Regions from separate parts of the Homo sapiens genome. Here region 2 is linked to region 1. Evidence: read pairs that join two places in POLR2A ChIA-PET (ENCODE). Cell type or tissue: OCI-LY7. All regions are shown on one strand. Each heading gives the region's core, and the rest is flanking DNA. Links, peaks and the distances in the headings are about the cores only.

Region 1 (5,366 bases), core at 206-5,205:
TGGTTGCCTGCACCTGTAGTCCCAGCTACTCGGGAGGCTGAGGTGGGAGGATTGCTTGGGTCTGGGAGGTCAAGGCTGCAGTGAGCCAAGATAACACCACTCACAATGAGTTTCCACCACATCCATGGAGCTGTGATTGCACTTCCAGCCTGGGCAACAGAGCAAGACCCTGTCTCAAAAAAAATAAAGTATATGGGAGGATGTGTGTAGGTTATAGGCAAACACTATATCATTTTATATCAGGGGCTTGAGCATCTGTGGATTTTTGTATCCTCCACGGTTACTAAGGGAAGACTGTATACACTGTATACACTTCCCTTCTACTCCAGAAAGGGGATGTGTGATTTGTGTACAGTGTGATACTGTATGTGTGATTTTGCATCTTTTTTCTACCTGTGAAATGTAACTGGGAGATCTTTACAGATTCATGAGTTAGATGGTATTATCCCTGCTTTCCAGATGAGAAAATTGAGGCTTAAAGACATTGAGCCAGTGGTCTCAGGTCCCCAGCTACTCAGGGGCAGAGTTGGAATTTGAGTCTGGCTGAATCACATAGTCAAGCACTAGTGCTGTGGTGTGGAGGGCTGAGTCCTGGCTCTATGCTTATTAGCAGAGCAGCCTCAAGCTGTCAGCTTAGTGTCTGCGGCTCAGTTTCATCATCTGTAAAATGGGGATGGTAGCAGTACCTACCCAGAGGGGTGATTGGGACAGTCTGACATGTGACAGCGTGTGTCAGGTACTCAGCCAGGGGCAGGAGGCAGTGAGCACCCCTCAGGGGTGGGCAGTCAGGCCGGTAAGGCTGATGGAGCCGTCCCCCTGACAGTGGTGTGCACCCCCCACCAGATAGGCCAGGCCATCGAGGAGGTCAACAGCAACAACCAGGAGCTGCTGCGCAAGTACCGCCGCGAGCTGCAGCTGCGTAAGAAGTGCCACAATGAGCTCGTGCGGCTGAAAGGTGACTGCAGGAGGGCTGGGGGTGGGCGCTGGCCTCGGGGTCCTCGACCTGGCTTGGCAGTCATGCTTGGAGCTCACCCCACCATTGAGGCACTATTCTAATCCTATCTCTGTAGATAAGGAAACAGAGGCACAGAGAAGGCAGGGAACTTGCTCAAAGCCACATGGATATTAAATGGTCTGCCTTGGATTTGAACTTGAGTCTGTCCAGCTCAGAAGCCCTGGCCCCAGTGCCTGGGCAGGTGACTCCCCAGGCCCTGGGTAGCCGAGGGGTGTGGTGTTGCAGCATTGGGTTGGTGGCAGCTGGAAAGCCGCTTATTCTGACCTGGGGCCTGGTCAAGCTTGAGACTCCACCATTCACTGCATGGAGCTCTAGAGTGCCTGCTCTGTGCCAGGTGCCGTTCCAGCCCGAGGCTATGGTCGTGGCCCCACAGACTGCCTCCCGGTGCACACTTTAGTGTGAGAATCAACAATGATGATTGTCAGGGAACCCCAACCCTGCCCCCTTCCAGGGCTGAGACAGGCTTTCCTGGGTATGGGACAGGCAAGTGTGTTGAGGGGCTTCCCAGAGAAGGCAAAGTTAGAGCTGAGACCTGGACAGTGAGCTGGAACGGATGGGTGAAAAGGGAGGGCAGGTGGGCCATGCTGGCAGTGGGGGGTGTTTCCTCTTCATTCCAAGAGCACAGGGATCCCAACAAAGGCTGGAAGTAGATGGCGGCATGACCAGCTCATGCTGCCAGATACCCCTGTGGCTGCCCCACTATCTGGGCCCTCAGATACACCACCAGTCATCACCTGCTGCCTGGGCCTATATGCCCATCTGATTCCTAAGCCCTGTCCTGCCATTCAGGACAAGGCTCTTTGCTCATTGGGGCCCAAGCCCCTCATTGTCTGGATGAAGAAACTGAAGTCCAGGGAGAAAAAGAGTGTCCGTTCTGGTGTCTCACCCTGACGGGGTGCAGTGCTTGAGCCCCACAACTGACCTTTCCTCCCCATCCCCAAGGCAGAGCTCCACCCCAGTCAACTGGTCTGTTCAAGAAGAAATGTACTAAGTGAATTCATACTATAGTGTGAATGACGGATAACAGCTTTGTGGGCCCCCTTCCCCTAGGGGGCTGTGCTTAAAAGTCAGGGGACTCCTAGGTCAACTAGTCTGCCTGGGACACCAGTGGACCAGAATGGAGACTGGTCTTGACATGGCCTGGACCCATTTCCCCATCCCCAACCAATCCAGGGAACATCCGAGTGATTGCTCGTGTCCGGCCAGTCACCAAAGAGGATGGGGAAGGACCTGAGGCCACCAATGCTGTGACTTTCGATGCCGACGACGACTCCATCATCCACCTGCTGCACAAGGGCAAGCCTGTGTCCTTCGAGCTGGACAAGGTCTTCTCCCCACAGGCCTCGCAGCAGGACGTGAGTGTGGCCCCATGCGGGAAAGGGAAAGCAAGGGAGAGAGGGAAAGATGGACTCACAGGGAGCGGGGGCGCTGGGCAGGAAGAAGCGTTAAGAGTGGGGGGTGCAGGAATCAGAAGTGGGGAGCCAGGGTCCTGCTCCTTCCTCTGGAGGACAGAAGAGGGTGGGAAGTTAAGACTGAAGCCCTTGAAAGCCTCCTTAGGAAGGAGAGATCCAGACACAGCCCATCCCCTCCCATGGCTGTGGTTCCTCCCGTCCCCAAGGCCCCTTCTACCGTGTGGCCCCGCCCACCCTTGAGGCCCTTCCCACTATCGTAACTCATTCCATTCTCTCAGCTGTGGCTCCTCCCACCATGTGGCCCCTCCTATATCCACAGCCCCTTCCACCACATGGCCTCACCCACAGCCCCTCCCACCACCATGGCTTTGGGTCCTCCCATTCAGGTGGCCCCTTCCACTGCATGGCCCTGCCCACTCCCAAGGCCCCTCCTACCATCACAGCCCATCCCACCCTCATGCTGTGGCTCCTCCCATCTGCATGGCCCCACCCACCCTCAGGCCCCTCCCATCTTCCCACCATGTGGCCTCACCCACTTTCAGGCCCCTCCCACCATCACAGCCCCTCCCACCCCCATGGCCACCCACATGGCCCCATCCATCTTCATGACCCTGCCCATCTTCCCCATCCGGGAATACCCTCCTGTATCAGTCCCCTGGGCCTTCCTAGGAATCCCCCAACCCCCTGAGGCTGTATGAGAACCATGTGTTCTCAGTGTCCACTCTTCCCTTATCTCTGCCCAGACCAACCTGCCAGCCCTGCCAGGCCTGTGCCCTCCTGTTCTCATGTCTGGTTCTATCTTTGCCCCCATCCTCTGATGGCTGGCAGGCAGGCCCAGGCCAGAGAGGCCCCAGGCATGTGCTGGCCTCCACCTTCCTTGTGCTGAGCACTCTTTGAGAGAGAGCAGGAGGAGCTGGGGGAAGGGCAGCAGGCACTGGCCTGTCTTCCCTGCAGTCTTTGGGCGGCCCGGTTGCCCACTACTGTCTAATGTATGACTCATGAGTCACGAATCATTGTGAGCTGAGTGACTGCAGTAACACGTGATGTGGTGTTGCTGAAGGACAGCATGGTTGGGGAGGTGGCTGGACTTGTAGCTGGTGGTCCCAGCGGCCCTGGAAGCCCCCCCACCAGCCTCCCTCCCACCACCCTCCCAGGTGTTCCAGGAGGTGCAGGCCCTGGTCACCTCTTGCATTGATGGCTTCAATGTCTGCATCTTTGCGTACGGCCAGACGGGCGCCGGCAAGACGTACACGATGGAGGTGGGTGCTGCCCAATGGGGTGGGGGTTCACAGTGAAGCATGAAGGGAATGCGGGCTCCCTCATTGGTCTTGGGGTATTGTGCAGTGTGTGTTTTGCCTCATTTGGTCCTCACAACCCAGGAGCAGAGGCTGTAGTTATCTGTGTTAGCCCTGAGGCACCAGGCCTTAAGAGGGGGCCCCCTTGCCCAAGGGCACCCACAATGGGCCCAGCAGGACTGGGAGAGAGGCAAGGGGGGACTATCATCACAGGGATCTCGGCTTGGGGACAGAGTCTGGGGCAGGCCACCGACCTCTCTCAGGACCAGGGCTGCATTTCACCTTGAGTGTGCACTGCACACTCCTGCTTTACCGCTGCCTTGGGCCGGGCCTGGGGGATCTGGGATGAGTGGCGGGTCTCAGTCCTCAAGGAGATCCCAGGGCAAGACTGGCATATGAAGGCTGTTGTGGGGAGCCCAGCTCTTGCCGGTGGTCCCTGGGGCCAGGCCAAGGCTTCCTCTCCCTGCTCGTCACCGGCACCCTCCCAGGTGTGGTGGAGCAGGTGGCAGGCCAGGGAGAGGGGCGTTGAGACTAGGAAGGATCTTGACTGTGGGCAGAGGGCAGTGGAAAGCTAGCCCTGGCTCTGAGGGGTGCTGTGGGATTGATTCCCTAGGTCAGGAGGAGGCCAGGTGGTGTGGCGTCTGGACAGGGGAAGGGGCTAGCCAGGCCTGCTGGGCGGCCCTCTTATTTCCCATCTGGACTCTGCTGTTCCCTCGATTCTGGGACTGGTGAGACTAGTTAGTGGGGGCAGGCCAGGCCAGGCAGGAGGAGGAAGGGGATGTGTGCGGCATCCTCTGGGCTCCCCGCTCTGCTTTGGGATTGCTTAGTGTTGAGGTGACCACCAGGAACATCAGAGCGTTCATCCTCAAGTGTATCTGCTGATGCATAAGGTGTATCAGGCATCGTGCCAGGCACAGCTGTGACCCAAACAGTCCCTGCCCCCACAGAGGGCCCTCCCCACAGGGCCAACCTGGCTGTGGGGAGACAGCAGGGTCTACACAAATCAGCAAGTGTCCTGTCAGGCCAGGGAGAAAAATAAAGCCAGGAATGCGGAACTGACTAGGGGGAGGGACAGGGCATTTGGGGGTGCTGGGCGAAGGAGCAGCCTCCCTGAGGGGGCATCTTGGGAGCAGCCTCCCTGAGGGAGATGACGGAGCCGGCCAAGGGGCGGTCAGAGGAGTACCCGGGGCAGAGGGAGCTGCAGGGCTGAGGCCAAGAGGCCAGAGCATGCCAGGGGCACCTGAGGCCCAGCCAGGAGGCCCCTGTGGCCGGAATAGAGAGTGAGTGAGAGGTGCTATCAGAAGAGGGGTGAGGGCCAGGCTCCCAGGGCCTCGAGGTCCCGGGTGGGGACTCCAGGTTTCCTTCTAGAAAGGCCGGCCCACCCGTCCTTCCCCAGGACACTGGCCCGCTCCTCCTTGTGCCTCCTCTCTACCACCCACAGAGCCCAGGTCTCAGCCTCCCTGAGACTGAGCGCCTTTCTGGGCAGTGGCGGGGTCATTCATTTCCAGTGCCCCTCCCAGGTGGCCCCACAGGGCCAGGCATGCATCTGGCCCTCAGCTGCCCTGTGTGGGGTCTGGGCCAGGCCCCTCATCCCAGTGCTGCACTATAAGTCTCAGGGTAGTCCTGGCAGGGCGATGCCATTTT
Region 2 (5,366 bases), core at 362-5,361, 81 kb after region 1:
CCAGGAGGTGGAGGTCGCAGTGAGCTGAGATCGTGCCACTGCACTCCAGCCTGGGTGACAGAGCAAGACTCCATCTCAATTAAAAAAAAAAAAAAGCTGGTGAGATAAGTACGGGATTATCCCAATTTCGCGATGAATGAGGACGGAAGGAGCTGAGTGACTTGCTGGGTCAGGGATGGGGCTAGGATTTGGACCCAGGGCTGCCTGGCCCTAGCCACTAAGCCACACATCTCTCATGGGGCGCTGGGAGCCAGTCCTGGTCTTGGGGGCTTATACCCGCTGCATCTAGGACGCCTGGGTTTCTAGTGACTTCCCTGAACAGGTTGAGTCTCGTCACTCCTGTCTTGGCTGTTTCTCTCACAGTCAGACTGTGATGCCTCTCTGGGCTGTGGATGTAAGGAGCAAAGAGAACACATATAAACCATAGCACATGGACTGCTCTTACCCCTTTGCTGGGATCTCAGAGGAAGGGCCCTGCGGGGGCCAGTAACAAATACAGCAAGCATTTCCTTCCTACCTCCATAGATCCCTGGAGATCCCATCCATGTCATGTGGACATCATATCACATGATTCTGCCCTTCTGGTCGCAGCTGATTGGACCAGAGATGGACGATGGACACCCAACTTGCAAGGTCAGGTAGGGTTACGGCAGCCATGTTGGGTAACAATTTGGGGCCATGGGTAGTAAAGGGTAAGTGGAGAGAGAATGAAGGAGTTTCCACAGACACTAGGTGAGAGACTCCATAGCTCCAGGAAAAAGATAGAGAACGTATCTGCTTTGGTTTGGGTGGCTTTTTCTGATTCTGGTAGCAGCTCCCATGAAGGCAGCTGATATGTCTGGGATGTTTGTTGCTTCCAAATCTCATGTCCAAATGTGATTCCCAATGTTGGAGGTGGGGCCTGAGGGGAGGAGATTGGATCCTTGGAGCGGATCCTCATGCATGGCTTAGCACTATCCCCTTGGTGATGAGTGAGTGCTCACTTGGAGTTCATGCGAGATCTCGCTGTTTAAAACGGCATGGTGCCTCCCCACTCCCTTGCTCCCACTCTCGCCATGTGATACGCTGGCTCCCCTTTATCTTCCACCATGATTGGAAGCTTCCTGAGGCCTCACCAGGAGCAGATACTGGTGTTGTGCTTTGTCTAAAGCCTGCAGAACCATGAGCCAATTAACCCCATTTTCTTTATAAATTACCCAGTCTCGAGTATTCCTTTGTATTCTAGTAACACAAACGGACTAATACAGCAGCCAAACTTTGCTGCCCTGGATCCTTGCTCTGAGTATTTGAAATCAACATCCTTGACTTCAGCTAGCCTGAACAGAGTCCTGTGTCTTGCAAACCACCCTCTTCCCCACCTCCCAATACCTCCTGGGACAGACAACACAGCCCATCACCTCCCTGGTGCAGGGGCCTCACCTTGCAAGGAGTTGAAAAGTGCAAAGATGTAGACGGTGGAGAGGCCCAACGGGGTGAAGATGGCCAACCCCCATGTCACACCCACCAGGCTCGAGAGGCCCAGCAGGGTGAGCACCTTCTTCCGGTTCTTCCCCCGCTCCTTGACCGCTGTAGCACGGGACAGGGTGAAGATCTTCCAGACCACCAGGGCCAGGACCACCATGCCAAAGAGGAAGGTGATGAGGAAGTAGCCGTGGACGGTGATATAGAGGGCGTACATGGTTGTCCCTTCACGGAACCAGCATCTGGAGGAGGGGGCAGCTGTGGTGGGACTGGGAGTGGTACCTCTGGCCAGCAAACCCAGGAAGTCCCCTGGCTGAGCTTTTCTGTCTGTGAAGGTGCCTCTCCCATTTCCACCCATCAATCCCTGGCTCTCCCGCTGTGGGAGGGGCCGTCACCTGGCTCCAGTCTGGTGTCTCTTTAATGCCAAAGTGACCTCAAAGACATGTTTCATTTGCCCCATATTACATTGTGAAAAAAACGGAATTAGTGGCCGCCTTTAAAATCAGAAGCTTTGGTATAAACACCTAGATTTCTGCTTCTCCTATAAAATCATACACCTGGCAGCTCTGTGGATGCCCTCCTGAAGGATAGTAACTGACCGCTAATTAGATGGGCTTGTGACTGCCAGTCCGCTGCAGTCCCCACCTGGCCCACTGCCTGCACCTTTGTGACCCCTCCAGCTCCTGGGGCCCCTGCTTTTGAGGCCTGGGGACAGGTCCAAGGCCTCACCAGCTCCTCTTAGCACAGAGCCATGGGCCCAGTGGTGGGTGCCCCATGGATCCCAAGGTGTGAGTCTAGAAACTGAACTCAGCTCCACTGCCCTCTGCACTGCAGGGGCAAAGGGCCTCAAAGAGCATGTTGATCAGTTCCCCCATGGTGCAGATGAGGAGACTGAGGCCCTGGGAGAGATCGGGCCTGCCAAGATCACACACATAGCAGGCAGGGCAGAGCCCAGACTAGACCCAGGGCTACTGTGAATCACTGGGCAGGTGGTGGCCTGAACAAGGACACCTGGCTGGGCAGCAGGTGGGGGCTGAAATCCAACACACCCTCCACTCTCCAGGCTGCGCACCCCGCATGCGGACGGGGTGACCTTCTTTACTTTGCCTCAAGGTGCCATGTGGGCTCGTGTTGGCCCAGGCTCAAGTAAGGCATCCTGCCTCCTGGTCCAGTTCTCCCTCTCCTTTCTCAGGCCCCCTCTCTCATTTCACTTCCCCTCTCTCTCTCTAGGCTTCAGTTTACTTCTCTGTGCCATGAGCTAGCTGGATCTGAGGATTCTTCTGGTCTTGACATATTTGGTCTAGATTTTCCTAGAAATCCCTCCTCTCCCCACCTCTCTCCAGCCCCAATATGTGTAGCCGGGGAGCTGGCATCACCCCTGCTCCCACAGCCGCCACTCACAGCTCCAGAGAGGTGCGGTTCTCCCTATCACGGATGGTGTAGAGGCCGTAGCTGTTGGCACTCCCAGTGCCGATGACCATCAGGGCGGGCAGGCCTGGGCACAAGGGGAAATGGCATGACACCACTGGGGCTTACTGGCACTTCCTCCTCCACGTCCCCTCCAGATGGCCATCCCTCCAGCTCTGGGAACCCCTCCTCTCTCTCCCCAAGGCTATTTCCCTCTGCACCCTCAGGGCCGGCCGTTTATTCTGTCCATCCAGGCAGCACCTACCCCAGCCCACCAGGCTCAGCTTCAGGAAGTAGTGCCCGAAGTAGGTGTTGAAGACCCTGACAGCGAGCAGGTAGAGGTGGAAGGCTTCAAGGCCCATCCAGGTGAAGGCACAGAGCAGGAAGTAGTGGAAGACAGCCCCCCGGGCCCAGCAGGCAGCATCAGACCCCTTTGAGCCACTCCCCACATTGACCAAGAAGGCCAGATTCAGGAGGAACAGGCTGCCACCCAGGGCCACGTGGATCTTTGGGGCATCTTCTGACTTGAACCTCTCCCGGGAAAGCCTGGGGTGAGAAATAAGAGGCCCCAAGGGGCCACAGCTCCCATGGGGAGCTCCCATGAGGCACCCAAGCCTGTCCACCCCAATAGCCTATGGCTCTCCACCCCCACTGCCAGCTCCTGCCTGCTCATCCAGCTTCCATCCCTGCCGGCAGCCAGAGTGGGAGTGTCCTGAGGTTCAAGTCCAGGAGCCTCTCATGGCCCACGGGGCCCTGTGGGTTCCGGATCCTGCCAGCCTCATCCCTTGATCAATGTGAGGCAGGATAATAGGGAAAATGAGGCCAGAAAATGAGGCAGGAGAATAGCAAAGGGAATTAAAAGTTGGATAAAGGGCAGAATAAGTAAAAGCAGAGAATAGAAGCACGGTGAATGGGACGGGTGAGCAAGAAGTGAGATGAAAAGCAGAGGTTCAGCAGGCAAGACAAAAGTGACATAAAAAAGGGACCCCGTGGCCGGCAAGATCCGGACCAAACCAGTAAGGGGCAGCTCTTCAGAGATGGGCATTTACATTAGAGAGAAAAAGTTTCTTTCACATAACCCTGTATGATAATTAGCTACTTAAGGTTCATGCATATGGGCTGCATATCATGCATGTACTTAAAATTATGGGATGGAGGTGACACACAAACGTACACGGGCCCAAAGTAACTGAGCAACACACCTATCAGTCAAAAGCCAGACACTGGCTAGAGATTAGGCAGCCTTGGGAAGAGAAGAAAAAAAACACCTGGAATGACCCAAACTATACCAAGGTGAGGCTGATCTCATTTCGCAGAGGTCAGCTCTTCCCACTGTTCTCAATGCCTTTCCCTGCTCCCCAGCTCCTCCCACCTTCTTTGCCTGACTCCTCTTCTTCTGCCTTTCAAATGCCCCTTGGAGGTTTCCTTCTGGGGAGGCCATCTCTGAATGCCCCTTAGCCTGAGCTGAACTGGACATTTCCCAGCAGCATAGTGTAACTCCCCATCCTCTCTCTCCTCGGGTCTTTCCCATGCTGTGAACTTCAGGCCTAACAGTGGTGGGACCAGGGATCCATTGGTGAAGTGGATGGACAGATGGGTGGATGCATGAAGCCGAAAATGCAGTAGGAGAGTGAGGCTTAGAGAGGGACGGGAGCCTTATGGGGTCACAGAGCAGGGCAGGGGCTCCAACCCTGGGCTCCAGACTCCCTGTCCAGTGACTCACCAGGCTCACCTCCCTCTCTCTGGAGCCCCCACTCTGAATTCTTAGCAAACCAGATCCAAAAGGGCTCTCAGCCGAGGGAGGGGAGCCGGGGGCTTCCTGGAGGAGCATCTGGGATCATGTCCACCTCACCTGAGATGCCAGGCCCCACCCTGGGGAGCTGGTGGTAATTTCTCCTGGCGCTCCAAGCCCCGCTCACAGGGTCCAGCAATGCGGCCAGCTGGCAAGTCACACTCGGCTTGTTGGGGATGGGGACCATGTCCTAGGCCAGGGCTTGGAGGGTGGGGGTGAGGGGCACCATTTACACTCATGGGTTGGTCTGTGATGGATTGGGTGGGCCTAGTTGGGGCTGCAGCCTAGGGCCAAATGCTGACACAGAGGCACGTGGAGAGGGCGGAGGGACGGCCCTGGATGCGGGGGCAGGAGACCCAAGGGCTGCTTTAGGCCACCCCCAGGGACCCCCAGGAGGCAGGGGACAGGACAAGCTGGAGCACTGGCAGCTCCCCTAGGCTCCTTCAAGCTGGCAGATCCTGTGGGTCCCTCAGCCATGGCCTGGGCCCAGGCTGCAGTGCTCTCTGCTGTTTCTGCCTGTCCTGCACTCACTCCCACCTCTTCTGGACACAGCCCCAGGTTTCCCTAAGGAACGCCCGTCCCCACTCTCATAAGTCAGGGGCCAGGGGTTCTTTGTTAGCTCAAACCCAAGAGCAGACACATGGCCTGGCCGGCCAATCTGTGTATTCCAGCTCTTGACCACAGTGACCCAGACAGGCATGGGCAC

Evidence for each region. ChIA-PET counts read pairs that join two places held together with the same protein. Peaks named below come from ENCODE experiments on the same cell type or tissue, not always from the same donor. Only the 100,000 strongest peaks of a DNase experiment are listed, where the experiment ranks them.
Region 2: POLR2A ChIA-PET joins it to region 1 with 5 read pairs; 2 of 35 experiments call an interaction of 5 or more read pairs at or near these places.

The regions. Positions count from the first base shown.
Region 1 is chr16:57,762,463-57,767,828 of GRCh38, reverse strand. It overlaps KIFC3 (kinesin family member C3), which reads left to right. Exons shown (of 20, transcript NM_001130100.2): 10 at 844-955; 11 at 2,189-2,370; 12 at 3,582-3,686. Among named protein-coding and RNA genes, the nearest start is that of MIR6772, 7.2 kb to the left of the region's middle. In OCI-LY7, for the core only: no CTCF peak of the experiment used is centred there; a DNase peak (open chromatin) is centred at 2,778.
Region 2 is chr16:57,681,980-57,687,345 of GRCh38, reverse strand. ADGRG3 (adhesion G protein-coupled receptor G3) reads right to left here. Exons shown (of 12, transcript NM_170776.5): 9 at 3,134-3,414; 10 at 2,863-2,956; 11 at 1,420-1,703. Among named protein-coding and RNA genes, the nearest start is that of DRC7, 10 kb to the left of the region's middle. In OCI-LY7, for the core only: no CTCF peak of the experiment used is centred there; no DNase peak of the experiment used is centred there.